Regions from separate parts of the Homo sapiens genome. Here region 1 is linked to region 2. A link is a loop called in an ENCODE intact Hi-C map of the cell type or tissue named here. Cell type or tissue: CD14-positive monocyte. All regions are shown on one strand.

Region 1 (5,000 bases), 250 kb after region 2:
ATTGTACTCTAGCCTGGGTGACAGAGTGAGACTGTCTCTCAAAAAACAAGCAAACAAAAGCAACCAGAATAGTGAAATTAGGTTGTTAGGAATTTTACCCTTGGTTTATGTGGATGGACTGATGCTATGGGGTCAACTCACCTGACCCTTTTTTCTATTCATTTTAAAAACTGTTCTTGAGGCTTCACATGCTAGCATGCATGTTGGTCTAGGAAGCACCTTTTAGTTTTTAATATAACTAGTTACATAGGGAGTTGGAGGATGCTTTACAGGGAAAGCATAGGTATCTCTTCAGATGTTAGGGAGAGCTTTTAATTCCCTTAAGGGCCTTGCTAAGCTCTTTCTATTTTTTTTTAAATGCAAATTTTTAAGCCTGGATTTTCTTGCTGGAGCTTGTTGAATTTAAATCCTATTATAAAAAAAAGATAAGAAACCTACAGCAGTTAATAATAGATCTGCTGTATATACGTGTGTGTGTGTGTATATATATGCCTAACATAAATATGTACACCCACATGCGTGTGCATAATTTGAATGTAGTGAATGTGTGTATGCATGCATGGAGGGGAATCATGTTCTCAACAGGGATCTAAAGAGAAAAGCTCCCAAGGTGTGTTAGGTTGTTTTTGCGTTGCTATAAAGAAATACCTGAGACTGAGTAATTTCATAAAGAAGAGAGGTTGAATTGGCCCATGATTTTGCAGGTTGTACAGGAAACATCGTGCCATTATCTTCTCAGTTTCTAGGTGGGGCCTCAGGGAACTTTTAATCCTGGCAGAAGAAGGGGGAGCAGGTGTCTCACATGGCAAGGGGTGAGGGGAAGGAGGTGCCACACACTTTTAAACAACCAGATCTCTTGAGAACTCACTATCGCAAGGAGTGCATCAACCCAAACACCTTCCGCCAGACTCCATCTCCAAAATTGTGGATTACATTTCAACACCAGAGTTCGGCAGAGACAAATATCCAAACGATATCACAGGGTCAGGGTTTCAAAGCTTATCACGTGTGGAAGACAGTGATCCCAGAAGATGGTGCTGAGGTGGCTTCACCTGGCATTATGATAGTACTCTAAAGGACTGCCAGCAGTTTCTTCCCCTTTCTGCTCACTGCTGAAAGAGGGACATCAAAGGGAACATGCTGAGAACATTTTAATTTATCAAGAATAGTGAGATAGCCTTCTGAGGTTATCCTTCAAACAGCAGATTGTGAGTGAATAAGCTGTATTTGGCAATAGCAGAAATAAAACAGTTGGAAAAATGTTTTGTTTTAATAACGTTTGTTTTAATACCCTTGGTAACTTTTGTTAAAGCCCAACTCTTCACCTCTTCTGCAACCAAAGCAGTTGTACATGGCAAGAGAAAAGTTTGTAATTTATTACTCTTAAACAGACTACAGTTCTCCAAAGGACAACGGACTGTCCTGTGACATTTCCATAGTAAGTTCATTCTTCCCCTCTCCAAAATGACTATTTCATAACTTGTCCTCTCTCCTTAAAACTACAACACCTCAGTCTCATCTGATGACCTTGCTTCGTGCTTCAGTGAGAAAATAAGTTATTGAAAGGGAACTTCCTCTAATTCTTTTTTTTTTTTTTTTTTTTTTTTTGAGACAGAGTCTCGCTCTGTGGCCCAGGCTGGAGTGCAGTGGCACTATCTCGGCTCACTGCAAGCTCCGCCTCCTGGGTTCATGCCATTCCCCTGCCTCAGCCTCCCGAGTAGCTGGGACTACAGGTGCCTGCCACCGCGCCCGGCTAATTTTTTGTATTTTTAGTAGAGACGGGGTTTCACCATGTTAGCCAGGACTTCCTCTAATTCTCCCATCAAATGCAGAGGGCGTCCTTTTCTGCACCCATAGTTTCTACCCTATATTGTATTACAATGCTTGTGGTGGCCCTGCTCCATCTTAAGTGAAACCTTGCCTTTTTCTTTGAATCCCATGCCTTCTTGTGTTCCCTAACTATATGCTTGTTGCTGTACATCATCAGTTTCTCTGTCTCTAATGCATCATTGCCATTAACATAAAAGCATACCTTAGCATTTTCCATCCACCCTTTCCAGCTATTCCTAATCCCACATGCCCCTCCAGCCACAGTCCTATTTTTCTGCTCTCATGAGCAAAACCTCTTGAAAGGGTTGTCTCCACTGTGTTCTCTCTACCTGCTCCACTTGGCAACTGCCCTGCCATGACACCGAAACTGTACTTGTCCAGGTTACCAACAATTCCCACATTGCCAAATCTAATGTTTACTCTTCTGACTCCATCTTACTCAACCTTTCAACAACTTTCATCACAGTTGACCACTTCCTCTTTCTTAAACTTCACTTTGTGAGATCTCTCAGTGGGATATTGAGATCTCTGTCAATAGGAGAGAGTCTCAGTCTCCTATTGACTTCCCCTGCTGTGTTTCTAAACCTTTCTCTTTTTCCAGTTTTGTCCTAGGGATATCACATTCAGCTTTTGACTACCATGCATTTGACACTCAGATTTTTAGCTCTAACTTTAACTTCTCATGAACTCCAGACTCATTTATCTAAATGTCTACCTAGCATCTCTGCTGGGATATTGAATTAGTTTTTTTGTTTTTTGTTTTTTGAGATGGAGTTTTGCTCTCGTTGCCCAGACTGGAGTGCAATGGCGCAATCTCGGCTCACCACAACCTCTGCTTCCTGGGTTCAAGAGACTCCCCTGCCTCAGCCTTCCGAGTAGCTGGCATTACAAGCATGTGCCACCACCTGGCTGATTTTTATTTTTAGTAGAGACAGGGTTTCTCCATGTTGGTCAGGCTGGTCTTGAACTCCCGACCTCAGGTGATCTGCCCGCCTCAGCCTCCCAAAGTGTTAGGATTACAGGTGTGAGCCACCATGCCTGGCCATTGAATTAGTTTTTTATCATTGCCATGACAAATTACTACAAACTCAGTGGTTTAAAACAATACCCATTATCTTAGAGTTTCTGAGGATCAGAAGTCTATGGACACAGCATTACTGAGCTGTATTCTCTGCTTAGGTTCTCACAAGACTAGAGTAAAAATGATGTCACATGACGTTAAAATGAAGTCAAAATGTCAGCTGACCTGGGCTTTTACCTGGAGGCTTCCTGGCTCATTCTCATTGTTGGCAGAATTCCATGCAGCTATTGGACTGATGTCCCATGTCCTTGCTGGCAGTTGGCTGGGGGCCACTGTCAGTTCCTAGAGGCTGCTGCATTTCTTGGCTTGTGGCCTGCTCTATTTTAAAGCCTACCACAGTGCACCAAATACATCTTGTGCTTCAAATCTCTCTGCCTTCCCCTCCTGCCTTCCTCTTCAGCCTCTAAAGGATTAATGTGATTACAGTGGACCCAACCAGATGATTTAGGATTTTTCTATCTTGCAGTTGATGATGAGTAACCTTAATTACATCTGCAAAGTCCTTTTTACCATGTAGTAGAAAATATTCATGGTATGATACTAGGGAGCAAAGGTCTTGGGGGCCAAATTTCTTCCTACCACAGAAATCTAACAAAATCACAAACTTACCATTTCTGAGACAGAAACTCTTGACTCTGTCTCAAGTCCGTTTCTCTACTTGTTTTTTCTACTTCAATACCCATTGATCAATTCAGAAAACCTAGGAATTCTCCCTGCATTATTTCTTTTCCTCATCACTGTTCCCCAATCCCATCTGTCAACAAATCTTGTTGGTTATACCTCCAAAATAATATCTTCTGTGTTTCATCCCTACTTCTGACACGCTAGTCCACACAGCCACGGCCATCCACTGTTATCTGGATGGCTGCAGGGGTTTGCTATTCTTGTTGTTTGTTTGTTTGAGTGAAGTCTTACCCTGCCACCCAGATTGGAGTGCAGTGGTGCTATCACAGCTTACTGCAGCCTTGACTTCCCAGACTCAAGTGATTTTCCCACCTCAGCCTCCTGAGTAGCTGGGACCACACTCGTCTAATTTTTATTTATTTATTTATTTATTTTTTCTGTAGAGATAGGGTCTCCCTATGTTGCCCAGGCTGGTTCCTAACTCCTGGGCTCAAGTGATCCTCCCTCTTTCCAGCCTTCCAAGTAGCTGGGACTATAGGCGTGTGCCACCATGCCCAGCTCATATTTTTTATTATTTTTGTAGAGACAGAATCTCCCTGTGTTCCCCAGGCTGGTCTCAATCTTGTGAGCTCAAGCGATCTGCCTGCCTAGGCCTCCCAAAGTGCTGGGATTACAGGCATGAGCCTCCATGCCTGGCCATTTTTTTCAACTACTAAAGTATATATGTTAATTATACAAAGTACAGAATGGCTCACAAATAAATCATATGATCCCCACCTTCCAGAGATAGCCACTTGTATATTTAGGGGAACATGATCCTTCTGGTTTTACTATACCTGTAATTTATAATATGCTTTTGCTCTTTTAGATAATGTAATGAATCTTTATAACCTTAAATATTCTTCTATAACATGATTTTTAGTAGCCCTATGGTACTCTATCTTTGAGAAGCATCATAATTTAGTTATTTGCTTTGTGCATTTAGAGTTGTTCTAAACAAACATCTTTGAACATATACCTTTTTGCATATTTTGATCTTATGAAAAGTTCAGAAGCAAATTTATTAGGTCAGAGGGTAAAAATAATTTTTAGGGCTTAAAATATCTATCTATATATATTATATAGATATATATTTGCCAAATTGCCTTTCAGAAAGGATGTAAACAGTTAATGTTCCCCTTGGCAGAGTATGGGAGTGCCTATTTTGAAATGTATTTGCCAACTTAACAGACAGAAAATGGTATGTTGTTCTAATTTGCAGTATTTGATAACTAGCGAAGTTGGATTTTTATATATCCATTGGCTGTTTCTGTTTCTTTTGAAAATTGTGTGTACCTGTTTTTCTATTAGGGGTTAATCTGTGTCTTTCCTACATTTAGTTGGTATTTATTTCAATGTCTGATGTGAGGTAGGGGTCTAACATCATTGTCCCTTCCACCCCCACCCCAATACTATTGTACTGTTT
Region 2 (5,000 bases):
CTTACTTTCCTATTAATTTTTTGAAAATACATGTGACTATTTAATATAAACATTAGAACTATTTCTTTTGAGGGTTGTAATGTATTCAGTTGTAAAACACATCACAACTAGAGCATAAAGGATGTTAGTGGGTTGGAGATGGGTGGGGCAAATGGAGCTAGACAGTTCTAAGGTTTTTACAATATTACATTGAATAATATTGACCCTAAGTAGAATGTGAAAAGCCAAGGATGTGTTTGTAATTCTAGCATAACTACTAAAAAACGAAGCATAGAGTTATACTTAAAAAGGCAATAGATTTTCTTCTAGGGTTTTTATGGTTTCAGGTCTTACATTTAAATCTTTAATCCATTTTGATTTTTGTATATGGTAAAAGAAAGGGGTCCAGGTTCATTCTTCTGCATATGGATAACCAGTTATCCCAGCACCATTTATTTACTAGGGAGTCATTTCCCCATTGCTTGTTATTGTCGACCTTGTCGAAGATCAGATGATTGTAGGTGTGCAGCTTTATTTCTGAGTTCCATTGCTCTATGTATCTGTTTTTGTACCAGTACCATGCTGTTTTGGTTCTGGACAAATATTTTATGACAAAGTCTCCAAAAGCAATTGCAACAGAAACAAAAATTGACAAGTGGGACCTAATTAAACTAAAGAGCTTTTTCACGCAAAAGAAACTATCAACAGAAGAAACAGTCAACCAACAGAATGGGAGAAAATATTTGCAAACTATGCGTACAACATAAGTCTAATATCCAGAATCTATAAGGAACTTAAACAAATCAACAAGCCCAAAACAACAACCCCATTAAAAAATGGGCACAAGACATAAACAGACACTTAAAAGAAAACATAGACACAGCCAACGAGCATATGAAAAAATGCTCAATGTCACTACTCATTAGAGAAATGCAAATCGAAAACACAGTGGTGTCTTATCTCATGCCAGTCAGAATGACTATTATTGAAAAGTCAGAAAATAACAGATGTTAGTGAGGTTATGAAGAAAAGGAAATGTTGGTGGGAATGTAAATTAGTTCAGCCACTGTGAAAAGCAGTTTGGAGATTTATCAAAGCACTTAGAACTACCATTTAACTCAGCAATCCCATTAATGGGTATACACCCAAAGGAATAGAAATCGTTCTACTAAAAAGTCACATGCACACATGCAGTGCACTACTCACAATAGCAAAGACATGCAATCAACCTAGATGCCCATTAATGGTGGACTGGATAAAGAAAATGTGGTACATATATACCATGGAATACCATGCAGCCATAAAAAAGAATGAATTCATATCTTTTGCAGCAACATGGATGGAGCTGGAGTCCATTATCCCAAGCAAGTTAACACAGGAACAGAAAACCAACTACTGCATGTTCTCATAAGTGGGAGCTAAACTTTGAGTGCACATGGACACAAAGAGGAGAACAAAAGACACTGGGGCCTACTTGAGGGTAGAGGGTAGGAGGAGAGTGAGGGTCAAAACACTACCTATTGAGTACTATGCTCACTACCTGGGTGACAAAATTATTTGTACACCAAACCCCGGCAACATGCAATTTACCCACGTAACAAACCTGCACATGTACCCTCTGAACCTAAAATACAAATTGAAAAAGAAAAAATAAAATAAAAATTTTACACACTTTTCAAAAGAAAAAAAGGCAATAGATAATTAAAATGAATTTCTAAAATATATTCAAATAATCCAAGGAAGGCCGGAAAAGGGGAACAGAGAAACAGAAAACAGAGGGGACAAGCAGAAAGCAAATAAATTCATAGTCTCAGAGAGACAGGACTAGATTTGGGGTAAGCTGTGTTACAACTGTCTACTGGTAGGGGAAGACAGGGGAAGCTACATCTGGACAGAAGCTTGTGCCAGGAGAGCGATGGATTTTTTTATGATTAGAGAAGTGACGGAAGAGGAAAGCATGAAGAAATGGAAGAAGAAGTAAAAGACCTGTCAGAGTTCTCAGGGCTTCCTGACACAGGTGCTCATTATCTAGATCCCAAATTTCTTTATTATGCTGTGGTGTGACTGACACTGCCTGTGGAGCAGCTATTGTGAACTACTTGGTTTTCAGTGCTTTGAATCTGTCTCCAACCCGTATACCCATGCACACTTTTGCTTGCTGTTTCAACCTGAAGAGCCCTCTGTGTATCAACCTTTGGGTCTAAACACTCTGTCTTCTCCCTAGAGGATCCTGGAGATGGTTTTGGCTTGGTACTTGGTCCAGACCCTTGTTTCAACCTCATGTGGACCCTGACTTGGGCCTTCCCTCAGTACCTATGAACAATGTGTCTCTATTACTCTTCTCCGAGGCGTAGTCTGACACTGTGCTCACTTGCTCCCCGGGCTTCCTGTCCTGGCCCTCCCTTGCTTTCACCTCCCAGTGGCTACCCAACACCTAATGGAGACCCAGAGACGGAGCCAGGGGACAGGAAGAGAGGGAGGATTACAAGCAAGGCCAGGGGCTGCCTTACAGTCACATTCTGAGACTACAGGTCCACAAGATGGCGACATTTCCCTATGAAATTAATGCAAGTAATGACTGGGATATTGAAGTGATTTCTAATGTTGGAAATGTCCCATTCAGTGCTAAAAAGACAGTAAAGACAATGATTTTGTTTAGGGCAAGAAGACAAACCTGGGAAGGGCTTTCTCCGCCAGGGATTCCCCAGTTAGTCTGAAAAAGGCAAGTCACAGAACTGCATATTCTGCATAAGAAGGCAAATGTGAGAAACCCCCCTGGATCTGTTCATGGAAGTGAGCTCCAGTATAGATGTGGAGTCGGGATGGATGCCACTTAGGGTGGCACACTGACCAATAGTAACAAGCACACTAACTCATCCCTGAGATGCTATATTTTGTCTACTTTATTGTCTGAGTCAGTAGCAGGACATATAAAATTTCCATCAAAGGAGTTGGAAAAAAAAAACCCCACATACAGTTTTAATTTTTTATTCATCAAACATCTCAGGAGTTGTGCTGCGAGTTTGTTTGTATCAGTTTTGTGGGATACACAGACAGTTTTACAAACATGAAGTCTCAGGAGAGCTGACTTACAAAATCCTATTTAACCTCTACATAGAATATTGAATTTCCGAATGAAAAATCAGAAGAAATCACACCATTCTAATGTTAACAAATGAAAAAATTATAAAGAACATTTAAAGTTTATCCTGAAAATTAATTCTTAAGAAAAGAAGATTTAACTGAAGAGTAGCAAAGGGAAATTAAATTATTATTAATTAGGGAAACTAAATGTATTAATTTTTCCCATTTTACAATAAAAAGCCCTAGGTTTACAGAGGCTAAGTGACTTACTCAATGTTATACAACCTCAGCGAAACAACTGAAGTTGAATGTCACATGTGTCAGCACTCCACCAGGCACTGGAGAGCAGTGAACAAAGTCAGTGAGAACTGGAGAAGGGATACTGCGTAGGTGTGTTTAACTGCAAAGCCTGGACTCCTTCACTGCTGAAACATTTGAAGTGATTCAGAAGGGGACCACTAGGGACTCCCAAGGGCTTAAAGTAGTTAACTGTACTTAATTCCAGGTTAGGACATCTTTTTGATCCTAAACATTAGCATGACACCTTAAACAGAGCAAACTTTCAGAACATGTTTGATGAGAGAAATGAGCATTATAATGAGGCTACGATTTCTGTAAGTTTTGCTCATGGCTGATTTGCCAGTATTTGAAACAGTGTCAGACACAAAGCTCAATTAATGTTTGCTGATGGACTGAATGAATAAATGAATGAAAATCGAGGCAAATAATTAAGAGGAGGGTTCTTATTCTTACATGGTGCCATAATTTTCTCAGTCCAATGGTTTTTTCTTATCTACTTTTGGTTGTGAATATTTTGTTTTGACAAAGCAACAATTACTTTGGCCCCGCTTCTGCAATGCTTTGTGCCTGCAGTTGCAGTTGCAGTTGCACTGTACAATATCAGCAGTCCTCTGTACGGAAGTCCAGCATATTCACACCAGGGTGACATGTGGTTGCACTTGTAGCAAGTTGTATTTTCTGATATTCCTCTTTTTCTCTTCTCCTTGTTTGGCTGGACATTTTTATACAGATGGAAATCAGGTTACAAGAGGGTCAGCCTTGAAAAGCTGTTACAAGAGTGTCTTAAGCCAGAAGGCAAAGGCTGGGTGTGATGGCTCATGCCTGTAATCCTAGCACTTTGAGAGGCTGAGGTGGGAGGATCCCTTGAGCCCAGGAGTTCGAGGTTGCAGTGAGCTATGATTGTGCCACTGTACCCTGCCCTGGGCAACAGAGTGAGACCCTGTTTTGAAAAAAAAAACAAAACTACTTACCTCCCTCCTTTTTTTATCTCTCTCTAATATAAGTTCAGCCCTTCTTTTAGCAATCGTATCAACCTGTTAAAGAAAGAGACATTAAAAAATTGTAATGGAGAATGATAAAAGTGGCTTTCTCTGTATTCATATATTTTTATATAAAGTAGGAATAACGTTTGGGCAGAAGCACAGTGAACTTTGCAGGAAAGGATGTGATGGCGGTAATCATGTTGCTTGGCTTGCATCCTTGTACCTCTGAACCTCTTGATCAGCTATTTTCTTCCAGAGGGATAAACAGCACTTGGGGTCAGTTACTCTTTCCACAAAGTTTAGAACTCCTTTTCAAAATTTATCGCTCATTTGTTTGTTTGGTTTTGGTGGCAGGAAATAGGGAAATACGTGGAGGCAATTCACTGAAAATGGTAAGCTTTTAACACACTATTAAATAGCCTACCATAGCGATCCCCAACCATTTTGGCATGAGGGACTGGTTTCACAGAAGACAATTTTCCATGGACCGAAGATGGGGATTGTTTTGGGATGACTCAAGCTCATGACATTTATTGTGCACTTTATTTCTATTATTATTACATTGTAATATCCAAAGAAATAATTTTACAACTCACCATAATGTAGAATCAGTGGGGGCCCTAAACTTGTTTTCCTGCAACTACATGGTCCCAT

The links. Hi-C counts contacts between places; a loop is a spot of excess contacts. Peaks named below come from ENCODE experiments on the same cell type or tissue, not always from the same donor. Only the 100,000 strongest peaks of a DNase experiment are listed, where the experiment ranks them.
Region 1: a loop joins it to region 2, with 4 times the contacts of the local background. A loop is called at or near these places in 4 of 110 quality-filtered maps.

What each region holds. Positions count from the first base shown.
Region 1 is chr6:109,769,879-109,774,878 of GRCh38, forward strand. All of the region lies in intron 15 of FIG4 (FIG4 phosphoinositide 5-phosphatase), which reads left to right. Among named protein-coding and RNA genes, the nearest start is that of FIG4, 81 kb to the left of the region's middle. In CD14-positive monocyte, no CTCF peak of the experiment used is centred here; DNase peaks (open chromatin) are centred at 1,503, 1,847, 2,223 and 2,693; H3K4me3 peaks cover 1,615 bases; H3K27ac peaks cover 3,938 bases.
Region 2 is chr6:109,524,677-109,529,676 of GRCh38, forward strand. AK9 (adenylate kinase 9) reads right to left here. Exons shown (of 41, transcript NM_001145128.3): 29 at 4,335-4,397. Among named protein-coding and RNA genes, the nearest start is that of ZBTB24-DT, 44 kb to the left of the region's middle. In CD14-positive monocyte, CTCF peaks have their summits at 2,541 (motif pointing right) and 2,747; a DNase peak (open chromatin) is centred at 2,505.